Regions from separate parts of the Homo sapiens genome. Here region 2 is linked to region 1. A link is a loop called in an ENCODE intact Hi-C map of the cell type or tissue named here. Cell type or tissue: ascending aorta. All regions are shown on one strand. Links, peaks and the distances in the headings refer to the core of each region. The heading gives the core; the rest is flanking DNA.

Region 1 (8,334 bases), core at 147-8,146:
GCTCTATCACCCAGGCTGGAGTGAATGGCACAGTCATGGCTCACTGCAGCCTCGAACCCCTGGGCTCAAGAGATCCTCCCAAGTAGCTGAGACTATAGGTGCATATCACCACACCCAACTAATGCACAAATATTTTAGAGGACAAGTTCCTGCAAGCAGGCTTCCTGGGTGTGGTATATTTGTAATCAGTCGTTAAATTAGTATTGAAATAACACCCATGATATTTGGGTGAGTGGCAGAATGGGGCTACAAGCTCTGTCAGAACAGGGCAGAAAGTACAAACAGTACTTTCTTGGTCCCATTTAACAAATGGGAAAACTGAGCTCAGGGAGGCCAGCTCTTGCCCAAGGTCATGGGTGAGTAGGTGCCACGGCCAAGCCTAGAAGTCGAGACTAACTCCCATCGGGGCTCTTTTCTCTCCCCAAGGCCCCATCCAATACTCCTCAGCTGGGACTCAAGAGACTTGTGTGAGTCTCTCCCTTCAGGCCAGTCTGCCTTTGACCACAGCCGGGTTATTGACTGCACTTTCAATGTGTGGCCTTGTGGGTGGAATTACTGGCCCTTAATTGAATTGAAAACAAAAGGAGATTGAATTTTATGGGGAGCAGGAGGCCATTGGAGGGAGGAAATCAAATGCAGAACAAGCATGAAAGGTTCCTGGAGGAAGATGAGCTGCAGGTGGGAGTGTGGGGCTGATGGGGCTGTTTCTGGGTCTAAGGCGGAAGGGAGCTGCCGCATTTAAGGTCAGTCCCTCCCTGTGGGCCCTCTGTTCTCTCACTCCCCTTGTTCCAACCCGACGCTGTCCTCTGATATGCATCCTGCAGACAAAGAAGCACCCGGATTCCCATGCAGCCAGCTGCAATGGCACTGGCTTTTGATGACTCTGGGATCTTGGGTCTGGTTGTCCCAGGCGAGTGAAGGAGGCCAGCTCCTCACTGCAGATGCCCAGCCCAGGGAGAAAGTATGTTTGCATCATGAATTAACTCCATGCCTGTTCATAGCCCCTCTGTAAGAAAGACAGAGCAGAGGGTGGGAAACAAGTCCAGGGAGGTTCCGCCACCAGATAGGAGCCATCCGGGACTTGAATCTGGGGCTCCAACCTTCCAAGCCTAGCACTTTTCCCCCTCCATTGCCCTCCATTCATCTCTCCATGCGGTATGTCTTTCTATGTCTGCAGACTGAGGAACTTGACAGTTGAGCTCACAGACTATAGATTATTTATTTCTGCTTCCCAAGCTTCAGCTCAGTGCCTTCCACATCCTCGGCCCTTGAGAAGCTTTGCTTAATGGATATATTTGTGTTTATGGAAATAGATAAATATTCATGGGAGCCAAGACCTTCCAGAGGAGTGGGATGAGGATGGACCAGTCTTTCCACAGAGGCACCTACTAACAGAAGAGAGTTTGTGGACATAGAGAGAGGGGTATTTTGGGCAAACGGATGGTGTGAGCAGAATCAAGGAGGCTGGAATCTCAGGGGCTGTTTGAGGGGAAATAGCAAACAGCATTCTGCTCAGCCAGAGAAGGATGGCAAGAGGTGAGAACTGAAGACCAGTAGAGGCTGGATTGGGAAGATCCCTACATACCAAGCCGAGGGCCAGACTTTGACTCCAGATTTTGATGCTTAAACTGTCTTTGCAAGGGGCATGTGGCGTACTCTTGTGAGAAAATGGATCCACTGATAAACACAGCACATCTTTCTGGTGTGTTAACTAATCTTTTAGGGTTGATTATTCTTACCTACAAGATTTTCAGTCTTGGAGGTGGTTAAGCATGAAGCCTCTGGAGTGACTACCTGGGTTCAAATCTTCATTACAAGTGCTGGCTATGAGAGCTTGGGCAAGTCACTTCCCCTCTCTTGCCTCCATCTCCTCATCTGCTGGGTGCAGATCATCACAGAAAAACCTTTACATGCATGTTCGTAGCACTTTATCCACAATAGTCACAAACTGAAAACCACCAGATGTCCTTCGACAGGTGGATAGATAAAGCACGGTACATCTATACAAAGGAATACTGACCAGCAGCAAGAAGAAATGAATCGTTGATACCTCTAGCCACATGGACGGATCTCAAGGGCATTGTGCTGAGTGAAAAAAGTCAACCTCAGAGGCTGTATACTGTATAGTTCCATTTATATGACATTCTTAAAGTGACTAACTTATAGTGATGGGGAACAGCTCAATGACTTCCAGAGCTTAGGGCGGAAGAAAGCGTAAGTTTATGATAGGGTAACCCAAGGGAATTTTATCGAGGGGAGAGAAAAATTCTGTATTCTCATGCGGTGGTGGTTGCTCTAACCTAAACATGTGCTAAAATATCATAGGACTATTTTTCTAAATGCATGTACACACTGGATACAAGCTGCATAAGATGTGTGGCATTGGACCAAAGCTGATTTCCTGGCTTTGACAATGTACTATGGTCATATAGGATATTATCATCGGAGGATGCTGGGGGAAGGGAACCTGAGAACCCTTTGTCCTGATTTTGCAACTTCTTGTGAGTCTTCGACCGTTTCAGACTAAAACATTAGCTTTAAAGTGTAGATCATCACAGTCCCTGCTTCCCCGTGCAGATGACAGGAGATGATTTGTAGAAGTATCTGGTACCCCAGTAAGTTTTTGATAAATGTTAGCCAGTGTTACTGTTCACTCTCAGAAAGGAGTAAGGACAGGATTCTGGGAGCATTGCTGAAGCTGACAGCAATTCCTGATGGAAACTCTTAAGGCTGAAAGAGGATTCAGATTTAATCTCTCAGGAAAAAAAAAAAAAAAGCAAAAGGAAGAAAGACAGGAAGGAACAACTCCGGTTTGTATATAAGCCTGTGCTGTTCTGTCGAGCAATGCCTCCCAATGCTTTGCAAGTTCCTTGCGCAACATCTGTTAATCCCGTGATGTCAAATCCCCAACTCACTGAGCCTGGGAAATCGCTGCTGTGTTTTACTGACTTCCCCACACTTGGCAGCTTCCCTTGGAATTGCAGTGTTAATCAGAAACACGCGGTCCCTATTGTCAACACTTTGTTTAACCACTTCTATAAATTCAGCATTAGTGTTGGAGCGATCCTGAGTTGATGGATGAAATCGTCGGCGGCCCCAGACAGCCAAACCCCATAAAACAAAGTCCAGGGCTCAAGGCTCTAAAGCAGGAGACACTTGACATTCACCAAGACACGTGATGCATGGATGACTCACCTCTGAGCTTGAAAGAGTTGTGGGTCTCAGGGGAGCAATGGCTCCAGGAGCAGGGGAGAAGTGAGAACACACAGGAGTCTCCTCATGAGACCCTGTGGGGAGTCTGTCGAAGTCTCTGTCCCCATTGGATTCTGAAAGGAAGCCAGGGAACACGAGGGAATAAAGGAACCTTGAGGAAGAAGGGAGTCCTTGGGATGGAATGACTGGTCTTCACAGACCAAATAAAGACCTTTCTTTTGAGGCACATGACCTCTTTTGACTGGTGATCACCATATAATGAAGGTGGGTGGGATATATTTATCCCTAGAGTGTGGCTTTCTGCATAATCTTAAGAAGGTGTAGAAGAACTCATCTCCATCTGTCCATCACCTGTCTGGTACCTGCCTGGTGTCCTGGGGTCCAGCAGGACAAATCTGAGCTCTGCCTTTGCACTTGGGTTGGGACACCCACGGCTGTGAGCCCTGCTTGGGAGGTGTTTCCATTCGCTCACTGAGCACCTTTTGTATGTCAGGCGAGAAGCCAAGGAAACCACAGTAAATGAGAAGGACGTGGTTTCTCTCCTCATGGGCCTCAGAGTCAGTGAGAGAGGTAGACACTGGAAAAGGAATTATAGAATTAAATTATGAAATGTGCTCCAAGGAAATACAGAATGCTAGAACAAGGGAGGCCCTGGCTCAGTTTGGGAGATCAGGGAAGGCTTCCCGAGGAGGTGATATTCAAGTGGTGCCAGGAAGACGACAGAGGTAGGTTAGGAGCAAAGAGAAGGGTTCCAGGCAGAAGGGAAGGCCTCAAGGCTGGCAGGACCGTGGGCCTTCTGGGGTCCGAGGGATGGTGAGTGGGGTTGGACCCCAGCCCGTGAAGAAGAGAGTGACGTGGAATGAACCTGCAGGGACAAGCAGGGACTGGGTTACACAAAGCATGCTCAAAGCTCTTGAGCCCAGAGGGGAAACCGAGGCACACAATGAGTCAGCGATATCTAGACAGCACTCCATGAGAAGCAACCCTTGGCTTGGTTGGCCTAAAAGCCAACCAAGATGGTGTCTGTCCACCTCTCCTCTGTCGTCATCCCTGCTCCAGGGAAAGGCCAAGTGATTGAAGCATATTTCTCAAGAGTGAGGCCACAGAGACTGCAATCAGCTTTCATCTTCTAGCAGCCTCTTCCTTTGGTCGGGGATGGCCAGGCTCCCAAGGTCCAGCTCAAGAAGAGACTGAGCAAAGGGTGCCGGCCCTTCTCCCGGCTGCCTCCTCCGTCCCCTCCCCGCAGGCCCACAGCTCTCCATTCCACATCCTGCCTGCCTTGGCCAACTCTTTCCAAGTGCCTGTTTTTCCAGAAACATGAGTTGAGCAAAACAGCCCCCTCCCTGAACTTGAGTCTGAAAAAATAACCCCAAGAAACACACGCTTTCTTGGAAAACCCTTCAGAGCCTCCCGCTGCCTTTGGACACGTCAACACTGGGTTAGTTAAAATAATAATCTTTAGGAACTAGAGTTTCTCTGCCGCCAAATGCCTTGCATAAGAGTATCACACACAACCCCTGTCCCTGACCCAGAAAACCGGGCCATGAGCTAACGTGGCCTGGTATCCAGGGTAAAGTCACTTGATTTCATTCTTTATTACTTTTCTATTATTATTATTATTTAAGGTATAGATGACTTCCTGAATATTGCAAGGTCTGGAGCAGCTGGACAGTGTGTTCCAGAGACAGGCTATTTTGAACGAGGCTGTGGTTGAATTTGGGGGACTAGGCTGGAGGTTTTGTGGAGTGTGGAGTCTCTAGATTTGGTGTCCCTTGAGACATGAATGTCCTGTAGAAAAACAAAGAAGCATCCAGTCTAGCTGACTAGCTGTGACCAGGCAGGGCCAAGCGGTGACCATCTGCCCAGGGCAACGAAGCTGTCTTCGGTACCTTCCTCGGGTATTTGTAGGAAAAAAATTCACATTTCTTAGCTCAGGTGATGGTGGATGGACCGTTGGGCTCCTGAGCTCCATCCTGGCCTCCATTGCTTGCCAGCTGTTGTAATTTGAACAAAGGATCTTGCCTCTCTGACCTCTACTTGCTCACCCATAAAATGGCAAAGCTAAGAGATCTCACTCAGGGGTTGTAGTTAAGACCCTGTAGGATAAAGTATGTAAAGTGCTTAGCACAGAACCATCACGCTATGTGGTGACAGCGTGACCCTGCGGAAGATGTCTGCTACCACGCTCTGGGCAGTGACTTGTAATTTCCTCTAAGCAATCTTGGGAGGAGGAGGCTCCTTAAGGAGGTTGCTAAAGAGGGCATGGAATTCTGCAACCAGATTCGACTGGTCTCTTACATCTGACCTATGCAACAGCTGGGCTTCCACCATTGAAAGCTCATATATTTTCTGCCTCCAAGAGCCTCCTGTGAGTTATCAAACCCCCTAGAGTTGATGGAATATTTATGGACTCAATTAGTTTCTCTAAAGCCTTGATGCCATTCAATTTTTAGATCAATCCAGGGAAGAATGTACTACTTGTGTCCCCATTTTACAGATAAGGAAACTGAGTCCCAGAGACTGTACATCGCTTCACTAGCCCTACAGCTAGTGAAAACTGGATGGCTGGGAAATAAAGCAGAAACTCTGATGCCAGAGGCCCTGAGCTAACCATCAGCTTCCACTGCCTCCCAGTGCATCTTCAGACAAATTTTATTCCCATAGCCTGTGTCAGGCAGGGGTCTACTTATTGGCTGGCATAAGCACTGGATTCAGTGCCAAGTCCTCATCCCAGCTCTGACCATTCCTCACTGTGTAGCCCTGGGCAAGTCACCTTCCCCCTCTGAGCCTTCACTCCTTCATCTCTGAAATGGAAATAAAAATAATAATACCTATTCTTAAGTGGCTGGGTTGGGGGACACAAGGAGGCAAGCCAGGTAAAGCCCCAGACATTTGGGAGGTGCAGCAAATAGTTATCTAAATAGTAGTTCTCTTCTTGTTCCAGGTTGACAGATACACTCATGGCCCAACCACTTAGAGCAAGTATTTTCGCTCAACCCAATGGAATCTTCCTCCTCCTCCTTTTTCTTTTAAACCTCTACTCTGACGCTAAATCAAAGCTGAGTGCTGGTCCCTGACAGGTCTTGCCTTCAGCCAGCTGCTGCCAGCAGACGTCCAAAATGCTTTATGGGTCCCCTACCTTTGCAATTAGCACCACGGCCTCTGCAGGATGCACAGGCCTGAAGGACAGGCAATGTCCTCCTCTCTCGGTGGCACCAACTCCTAGAACTCAGAGAGCCATTCCATGCCCTTCCTGGAGCCGAAGGAAATCTGGGTTGCTTCTTTGGACAGCTGGTTACCCCATTCTCAGCTTTGGAGGAGAACACTGGTCTGGGGGTCTGAATGGGGGTGGGTGGGGACAGATCATATCCTTGGTTTTCAACCTGAATTATTATTATCGTTGTCAACGCCATTGTTGTTGTCATTGTTATTATTTTAGCAGAAGGTTGCTTTTTAACTGAAATCTTCCAGAGATTCTGTCAAGATGTAGTGGGTGCCCTGACCATGCCTGCTTGTCCCTCACCCTTCCCATGCCCACTCACTTTACTACTGCCTTTGCCCAGGGGCTTTCTCTGGCCCACTGAGTACACTGGGCATGTGCAAGGGATTAGGCCAGAGATGTAGGGGAGTTGGAGGATAAATATCCCAACTCCCTCACCCCTGGGAGAGACAACTCCCAGGTGTGCTCTGTGCAGCCTACCAGAGTTCCCCAGCAGGACTGTGCTCCAAGTGCCGGCAGCAGTCACCTGCTCATTCACACACTCTGTATTGGTCTCTTCTTTTCCTGTCTCCCTGGTTACTCCTCTACTGGGGCATCCTGAGTTCACCTCCCAAAGGAACCACCTGCCCTGAAGTCTGTATCTCAAGCTCTGCTACTGAGGGAGCCCAAAGACAGATGCCTAAAAATGACCGTAACTACTCACATTTATTTTGCAGTTTCTCTGTTAGTAGGCACTATATTCAGTGCTTTTCATGGATTGGGTCATTTGAAGATTACAACAGTTCTATCTAGAGGAAGGTATTTTTTTTCAGTCCCTTTTTACAGGCAAGGAGATGCGAGATCAGAGAGGTGGAGTACCTTGCCCAGGGTCACACAGCCAGGAAGTGTCAGAGCTTCTCTGTTGGAGGCAGAAGTGGGCACTTGGACTCCAATGGCTGAACCCTATCTTGACCTTCCGAGTTGCTCCAGTGCTCAGCTCTGGAACTCTGTAAACATTTGTCCTGACACCAACTCACTGCATACAGCCAGGGAAGCCTCAGATACCATCAGAAATAGGAATAGTGATGTCTTTGTTTACAGGGGGCTGCTGAGAGGGCTAAATGGGACACAGCTGGTAATGTGCCTGTGTGTGCTGCTTGCCACAGCCTGGTAGCCCTGTGCTCTCCCTCTAGGGACACACTCCACAGTTGCCCTCGTTCTATCTATTCATGTGGCTGATAAAGCAGCCTAGAGGAGGGATGGAGCCAGGCAGCCTACTGCCTGGGTTTGAAGCCTCATTCAGCCATTGATGAGCCCGTGTGACCTTGGGCAAGTCTTAGTCTTCAGTTTCCCCATTTGCAAAACAGAGATCGTAGTAATAGTTTAGCAATAGTATCTACTCACAGAGTTGATGAGGCCATTTAAGGAGGCAGCCCTTGCAAGGCACTCAGAACAGTGTTCCTCTATCAGCAACCCAGGTCACAGCTGTAACCAACGTTTAACCTTGTGGAGTCCTGAGACTTTCAGCAATAAAACGGGGACAATGGCATTCCCACATTGAGTGATGTGATGACAATGAAGTCATGTGAAGGACATGCCTGGAGCATAGTAGCTACTCAGTAAATGATGAGTTTTAATATTTGTGCTGATTAATATTAATTAACTATATGAATAATCATTAATAATATAGTAATTGATATTAACAAATTAGTATTAGCACTTAATATCTAGTATTCCTGGTGTGGCACTAACAGAAATGGTGACTGGGCTCTGATCACTTTCCCTGGGGTGAAGCACGCCGTGAAGGATGTGTACACACCATTTCACTTTATTGTTACAACATCGAGGGTTGCCAGATCAAATATAGGATGCCCCATTAAATTTGAATTTCAGAGGAACAAAGAAAAATTTCTGGGATAACT
Region 2 (8,334 bases), core at 218-8,217, 330 kb before region 1:
TTTTATTTTGAGACAGAGTCTCCCTATGTCTCCCAAGCTGGAGTGCAGTGGCGTGATCTTGGCTCATTGCAGCCTCCACCTCCCAGGTTCAAGTGATTCTTCTCTCCCAGCCTCCCAAGTAGCTGGGATTACAGGTGTGTGCCACCATGCCCGACTATTTTTGTGTTTTTAGTAGAGACGGGGTTTTACCATGTTGGCCAGGAGGGTCTTGAGCTCCTGACTTCAGGAGATCCACCCACCTCAGCCTCCCAAAGTGCTGGGATTACAGGTGTGAGCCACCGCACTCGGCCTATGCTCTATTTTTAAATTTAACAGTTTTAAAATTTAACATAGGGAAAAACTCCAAGTGGCCTCATATAGAATGATGGAATTTAAGTAACTCAAGTTCTTTACTACCGTGGCTTATTTGAAATCTATTATTTAAGTGAAGGAATATGGAGTAGTGTAGAGGTGAGAGACACAAAGTTCACCCCAAATAAGCACAGATGACTCTAAGTCATTATGAACTTAATTTTGAATGAATGTCTTTGGTCAAATTTGTATATAGTCAAAGCTGACTATACAATTGAGTTTTCTGAATTAGCTTCCATGTAAAATACAATATTTATTAAAAGATAAGTTTAAAAATGTGCTAATTTGAAGTTTACATTTATGACTAAACCTTAACACTAAGTACAGCAATTGTTTAGAACTTATAAAAAATAATTGGTGGGGGGGAGTATTTCATCTCTGAAATTGTTTAGAATTACTAACTCATGGTGATAACGAAAAGCAGATTGATGTTTAGTTTTATTTATTTATTTTTTTTGAGACGGAGTTTTTGCTCTTCTTGCCCAGGCTGGAGTGCAATGGCGTGATCTCAGCTCACTGCAACCTCCACCTCCTGGGTTCAAGAGATTCTCCTGCGTCAGCCTCCCGAGTAGCTGGGATTACAGGCATGCACCACCACGCCTGGTTAATTTTGTGTTTTTAGTAGAGAGAGGTTTCTCCTTGTTGGTCAGGCTGGTCTCGAACTCCCAACCTTAGGTGATCTGCCCGCCTCGGCCTCCCAGAGTGCTGGGATTACAGGTGTGAGGCACCGCGCCGGCCTATTGCTTTTATGTTCTCTACAGTCTCTGCATGCCTCTGTTGGCTGCCATCGGGGGCAGACCACTCCCACTGCCCATCCTTGGACTCCACTGTTTTGGTTTCCCTGGGCAGTTACCCTCTGTCTGGGCAAGTGAAGATTCTCAGCCTGAGCCCAATATCAACAATGTTCCAGGCTGAAACAGCAGTAGCCAATTGTCTGCCCATTTCTGAACGGTTCTTACTATTCTGGAACTGTAGTCCTTATACTTTTTTTCTTTGCTTTCACAGTTCTGGATTCCCTTAAAAATACTATTTCTGTGTTAAGTGTTTTCTAGCTGTCAGCACACATGCTGTCTTACCGTGACCTATTATATCTTTCTTGGAAACAGAAGGCACTACTGGTTTTTGAATGCTGATCTTATATTTTGGAATCTCACTGAGTGTTCTTATTAGTCGTAAAGCCTTATCTATAAATTCTCCTGGAAAGTTCCCTTCAATCCTTCTTTTAATGACAATTTGAATTATAAATGAGGATTGAATTTTTTCAAAATTTTTTCAGAATGGATTTAGCGAATTATGCGAATTTCTCATTTAATGTGATGTATTATACAATAAGTTTTTCTGATATGGAACCATCCTTGCATTTCTTAGATTCACCCTATCCTTTCATAATGTATTTTCTAAAATATTACTGAACCTGACTTCCTAGTTTTCCATTTTACACTTTCATGTCTATTTTTCTATAGATTTCTTTACTTTTGTATTATTCTTAGTGGATTTTGGTATAAAGGTCTTATTAGCCTCAAATGAATTTGAATTATGCCCCACCTTTCTCATTCTTTAATGCATAGACTATTGGATTTACCTGTACATTAAAGGTCTGACATAACAGGTTTATAAAATGTTAAGCTCCCAGGGAATGAGGTGCGATGGTCAGGAGAGGGGATAATAATAGATTTTGTACAATGTTTAATGGATATTAGACTTTTAAGTCTAACATTTTTTTCTTCTTCTGCCAACTTTGGTCATTTTTATTTCTTTCAAATCATTTTATTTAAGTTTCAAATGTATTGGTAAGTATGCTGCTTGTAGTATTTTTTTTTTTTTTTTGAGACAGGGTCTTGCTTTGTCGCCCAGGCTGGAGTGGTGGCACGATCTCGGCTCACTGCAAGCTCTGCCTCCCGGGTTCACACCATTCTCCTGCCTCAGCCTCCTGAGTAGCTGGGACTACAGGTGCCTGCCACCATACCTGGCTGATTTTTTTGTATTTTTAGTAGAGACGGGGTTTCACTGTGTTAGCCAGGATAGTCTCGATCTCCTGACCTCATGATCCGCCCGCCTCAGCCTCCCAAAGTGCTGGGATTACAGGCATGAGCCACCATGCCCTGTCTGCTTGTAGTATTTTTGAAATAATTTGTAAAAGCTCTCCTGTTTTTGTAGTTAAAAGACTTATGCTGTATAACTCTCCCTTCTCACTCCCTTTCTCCATTTTTTTCTTAATCAGACTTGCTAGAGGCTTTATTTATTTAAAAAGTATGTTTTGTTTTGTTTGTCTTTGAGACAGGGTCTGGCTCTGTTGCCCAGGCTGGAGTGCAGTGGCATGATCTTGGCTCACTGCAAGCTTTGCTTCACAGGCTGAAGCCAACTGAGTGGCTGGGACTACAGGCACATGCCACACCCGGCTAACTTTGTATTCTTTTTGTAGAGATGGGGTTTCACTATGTTGCCCAGGCTGGTCCTGAACTCCTGAGCTCAAGTGACCAGCCTGCCTCGGCCTCCCAGAGTGCTGGGATTACAGGTGTGAGCCACCGCTCCTGACCAAAAGTATTTTTTGTGCTTGTGGATATTCTCCATTGTTCCAATGTCTTGGGGTCAGAGTGTTGGCAATTGTCTTGCTGGTAGCCAGATTTGAGGATGACGAGTTTGCCCAAGGGAGACAATATTATAGTAAACAGTAATTGCGTGGCATCATTAAGTCCTTAAGGACAGGAATGGGGCATTATTCATCCTTTGATCTTCAGTATCCAGCACATGTAGAGAGCTCCATGATGCTTTGCAAATTGATGAATAGGATAGGACCGACAGAGATGCCAGAATTGCATACAAACCGTGTGACCTTTGCAATATCCACCCCCTAATACCTCATTGCCATCTCTGCAGCCAGTAAACTAGATTTTAGCAGAGATGGAAAGACCATTTATTTGGGTCATACTTCCTCAAATGCAAAATGGCTCCATCCATTGTGGGTTTTGGCCCTAAAATATAGAGCTTTCCAGAGCAGTTCTATTTGTTGGACAGGAAATGGCTCTACACCCTTCTCAATAGATGGATACCAATCAGTTTCATTCCAGCCAAGCCAAGCCAACTAAACCCAACGAAATCTACTTAACCCAATTCAATCCACATCAATTCAACTGAAATAAACCGACATAACCCAACTTAGTACAACCTCACCACCGACACAATACAACCCCATTCAACTTGACCTTATTCAGCAAAAACCATTGAACCCAACAAATTCCAACAAATTACATTTCAACATGATGCAACAGACCACTTCTCAGCCACCTAAGTCAACCCAATACAAGCCAATCCAAGTCAGCACAACTCCCAGCACAAGATAGTCCCACAACCCAATGAAATTCAATCTAGCGCAATTTAATAAACTGTTTCAACAACTCTTTTGTCTAAGGAAGGTAAGGTACTTTGGACAGAAGACCAAAATAATGTCTCTTAAATGTCTATTTGTTTACCATTCGTGTTTAATGGAACTCTTGAAATTATAGCCTCTCCAAATCTCCTCAGTGTGTGAGGTAACTGAAACTCAGGAATTAAAGCCGCCTCCCCTCTCTGGCCCCTGAATCCTCACACTTTATTTTATGGAGTTACTGGTCTCATCTGAACTAGATTGTGAGTGCTTGGGGGCAGAAACGGTGTCAAATTCATCTCCCTTCAGTACCTTTAGATGGGCATCAAGAAAATATAGTTTAAACGTATAAATGACTAGAAGTTTGTGAAGCTTATTCAGTTTTGGAGGTCAGTAGCGTTTTATCCCCTTTGGGGACCTGGCTGAGGAGGATTGTCAGGAGGGCCCACAGACGGACCTAGGTTTGACTCCTGGCTTTGCCACCTACTATCTGTGTGCCCTTGGGCAAGTCATACCACCTTTCTGGGGCTCAGTTTCCTTGTTCATAAAGTGAGGGATGTATTACTGACTCTAGGGCTGTTCTGGGGATAAATATTGAGTTGACACATGTGAAGCACTTCCACCATATCTGACATATAATTGAGGATGCATAAATACCTACTATATTTTTTTCCCTGAGTTTCCTTGTTCAGCATTTTCTTTTAGTGACTTGGGGACAGCAGCCTCTGTGGACCAGAAAATTTCAAAACTCTCTCTGGATCCCTTGTAGGATAATACCCTCTCTTGTGATAATTTCATTGGCATAATTGTCAAATAACCACCATTTGTTTTGTATTTTACTATGGTTCTTTAGCTCAAATAAGCCTGCAAATGATTGATCTGGTGGAAGTATGAATTTATACATATAAATAATTAGGGTACAACACACTGTGAGAATCACAATCATTTGGACACCCACTGTTTCCCAGGATGCGTGGGTAGAGAGCTAAAAGCAATGTGATCCCTGTCCCCAAGGAATGTACAGTTTAGTGGAGAACCTGATGCAGAAATAAGACTGGAAGGGGCTAACTTTGACTGAAGGCTCCAGCTACGGCAGCCTCGTATGCTGAGCAGTGGGTTGCCACGTAGGAAGGTAGCTTATTCTGGGCCACCACTGGTGAGTTTTCAACCAGGCCTTTTCTCTCTCTGACACTCAGTTTCTTCAACTGCAAAGTGGGGATCGTGGGGCATAGAAGACATCCTCGTTGGTTGTTGTGAAGATTCAGTGAGAGAGTGACCAGTTCTTAAAGCAATTCTCTGTCTTGAGTCATGAAGAATACATTTGTTGGACTCCACTTTCCATTACGAGAAATACACATTCCATCATCTGAACTACTGGACAAGCGCTTGCGGCTCTCAGACACACAAATGGCCCCGTATGAACAATTTGGCCACCACCATCTCTCTCGGTGCCAGATTGCCTGTGGCAGGAGTTGTGGCTGACCCTAAGTCCTCAGACTGGGGCTCACGTCTAAGCCACATTTGCTGTACTGGGCATGCCAGGACAGCTGGTTCCAAAGTCAACTGCATTCCCTGCCGAGGAGCCAGGGCTGAAGTCTTCATCACAGCCTGGTTATGGCTTAGGCATTATAAATGATGCTGTGCTGACAGCCAGGTGGACAGCCTGCCTAACTGGATGATGCTTCATCTGTCCTGACAGGGACAGCCCTGCAAATAGAATCTGAGGGATGGCAGACCTATTGGAGTCATCGTGTCCTTCCACTGAGTCTGGTGGGACTCTCTTCCACTCATCTCAGACTGGAAGATGCCTGCCTTTTTTCTTTCTTATAAGTCTCCACAGAGAAAGGGAGCTCTCCCCAGGACACACTTTATTTTTCTTTTGGCAGTGGTTAGTGCAGGGTTAAAAAGTTCTGGAGTCAGATCTGTGTTCAAATCTGGATTGAGCCACTCACAAGCTGTGTGACCTTGGGCAAGTTACCAAACCTCTCTGAGCCTCAGTTCCCTTACTGTTAAAATAAAAAAGAAGAATGATGACCAGCTCCAAGAGTTGATGTGGGTTTCAGTTGGAAGAAGGATCACAGGAAATGCTCTGGGAATGGGAGGTGTGATTTTTTGGGGGGACACTGGGTCATCAAGGACAATTGCTCTGCCCCCTCCCTTGGCGTGCATGGGAATGGTGAGAGCTGCCCATCACTTGGGACAGGTATAGCTCTGTCTGGTTCCAGGGCTAGATAAGACCCCCTCTGAAGGGCCACTGGTGTCCTCTCCCGGGCCCTACTCAGGAGGCAGAGTAGCACAATGGGAGGACACAGGACTGAGGATCAGGGCTTGATTCCTGGCTGGGTGACCTTAGTACATCAACTGCTTTCTGTAGGCCATAGCTGATGGGGAAAGCCCTGGATAGAGCTTTAAAAAATAGCCATGTTTGTGTTTGTGGTTCTCAAACTACCCTTCAGGGAACAGAAGTGCTTCAGATGTGGCTGTGCTCACCCCCATGCCCAGCCTTCATTAAAAATAGATTTGTGGCTGAACACAGTGGCTCCTGTCTGTCATCTCAGCACTTTGGGAGGCTGAAGTAAAAGGGTTGCTTGAGGCCACAAGTTCTAGATCAGCTTGGGCAGTGTAGTGAGATCACATCTCTACAAAAATAGGTTAAAAATTAACCAGGGATGGTGGCGCATGTCTGTAGTCTCAGCTACTCAAAAGGCAAAAACAAGAAGATCATTTGGGCTCAGGAATTTGAGGCTGCAATGAGCTATGGTCGTACCACTGCACTCCAGCCTGGGTGACAGAGCGAGACCTCATCTCTAAAAAATTAGAAAGAAAAATAAAAAATAGATTTGTGTTCCAAGTAAGAAAAGCTTAACAAGCTGCTGTTGCCAGCAGACTCTAGGTTTACTTGGAGGAGGTGGGGATTGTATTCTACCTCCAGCACCATGGCCCTCAAAGGCACCCAATGGTAAGTGTCCTCCGTGGCTCCCTGTTGCTTTTTGAGAGTCAGGCCTTCACTGGGCACTCAAGGCTTTCCAACCTGACCTGCCCCCTCCAGCTCACTCCCACACTTTGGTGCTCCAGTTATTCAACTCCAGGCCATTCTATGACTGCTTTTGCTGTGGCCCAACATTTCCTTTTGCGCACTGCAATTCCCTCCACTTTGAAAGCTGTTCATCCGCTTCTCCATGGAGTCCCGTTCTTTTTTTTTTGACTGTCCTAAATTGTTTATTAGGTATGAATTTTACAAACTTTAATTATATTAGCGGTAACGGTGGAGCTGGAGAGTATTGCGCCTTCTCTAAGCTGCCCGGCGAGAACCACCAACAGTGTGGTGGAACTTATGGCCCTTTCCAAGCCCAGGGCTCTTTCAGCCTTCAGATGTCAGCCCACGCATCTCCCTGTGCTTGTGGAGTGGTTTGATGATCCATTGGGTGTCAGGATTTCTTCTGATAGCTTTATGGAATGGATCAATGAGGACAACCTCAGAAAATTTTTATGTGGAATCTTCACCAACCCTGTAAGAATTCAGGACGCTCAGAGCCCCATGGTGGCGTCCAGCTCGCTCCTCTGCAACGGACTGAAGGCTTCGAGCAAACTTTAGCTGGTTAACACCATGATGGACAGGCTTGCTGTAAGTTGCACCCTTAGGAACTGGGCGTTTTCAGCCACCACGGCGAACATGAATCCTATATATAACGGCGAACACGAATCCTATATATAACGTAACCTTGCTTGGCCTTGTTTGTAGCCCAGTCGGTGCACTTTATCAGGCCGGGTGGGGCGGGGAGCCCTGTGGAGAGCAGATAGCTGGCGGTACTGCCAGCAGCGGACCCTCAGAAGAAAGCGCATGACATCAGACTGCTTCTTTCTCCATAGCTCCAGGATGTACTTGTATGCACCCATCTTGGCTTATCTGATGGCTGCCGCCAGACCGGAGTCTAATTCTTTACTTATTCTTCTAGACCACATTGAAATGTCCTCTCACATCAGAAGGTTTCTATTTTGAGCCCTCCAGGGAGAGGTCAGCAATTATTCATGCATTCCAATGCCGCATTTGTGGAATGCTTTACTATGTGCCAGATGTGGGGGATAAAGAGTGAACAAAAAGAGACACAGTCTCTAACTTCATGGAGTTTATATCCTGTTCAAAACAGAGAGTTAATCAAATACAGACACAATTGAGTATGTATTTAGAAATCTAAATTAGTGCCCCTAATGAAACAAGTTGTAGCAGAATGCTTAACAAGGGATCTGACTAAATTGGTGTATTGGAAGAGGCTTCCCTAAAGAAGGGATGCTGAAGCTTCAGGTCCAATTAGACAGGTGAGTGCGGAGTAGGGAGGGCAGCATGTGCAAAGGTTCTGTGGCAGGAATGATGGTGTATGGTGACTGCCCATCTTGGTCTACCCCAGGTAGTCCCTATTGTCCTGGCTTATTGATTAATAGCATTCTCTTCCTTTCTCCAAAGTGGCCTGGTTTGGAAGGTAAATTATATGGTTGACTAACTGAATAAAAAGAAGCTGGCTGGCCACAGTGTCTCACGGCTGTAATCCCAGCACTTTGAGAGACGGAGGTGGGTGGATCACAAGGTCAGGAGTTTGAGACCAGACTGACCAACATGGTGA

The links. Peaks named below come from ENCODE experiments on the same cell type or tissue, not always from the same donor. Only the 100,000 strongest peaks of a DNase experiment are listed, where the experiment ranks them.
Region 2: a loop joins it to region 1, with 2.9 times the contacts of the local background. A loop is called at or near these places in 2 of 110 quality-filtered maps.

Annotation. Positions count from the first base shown.
Region 1 is chr22:27,209,818-27,218,151 of GRCh38, forward strand. No RefSeq gene overlaps it. Among named protein-coding and RNA genes, the nearest start is that of LINC01638, 11 kb to the right of the region's middle. In ascending aorta, for the core only: no CTCF peak of the experiment used is centred there; DNase peaks (open chromatin) are centred at 2,914, 3,174 and 4,574; H3K27ac peaks cover 3,307 bases.
Region 2 is chr22:26,879,937-26,888,270 of GRCh38, forward strand. It overlaps LOC110091768 (a long non-coding RNA gene), which reads left to right. Exons shown (of 6, transcript NR_146604.1): 5 at 17-134; 6 at 838-1,849. It also overlaps the pseudogene RPL15P22. Among named protein-coding and RNA genes, the nearest start is that of LINC01422, 19 kb to the right of the region's middle. In ascending aorta, for the core only: no CTCF peak of the experiment used is centred there; DNase peaks (open chromatin) are centred at 5,215, 6,305, 6,481 and 7,575; H3K27ac peaks cover 3,847 bases.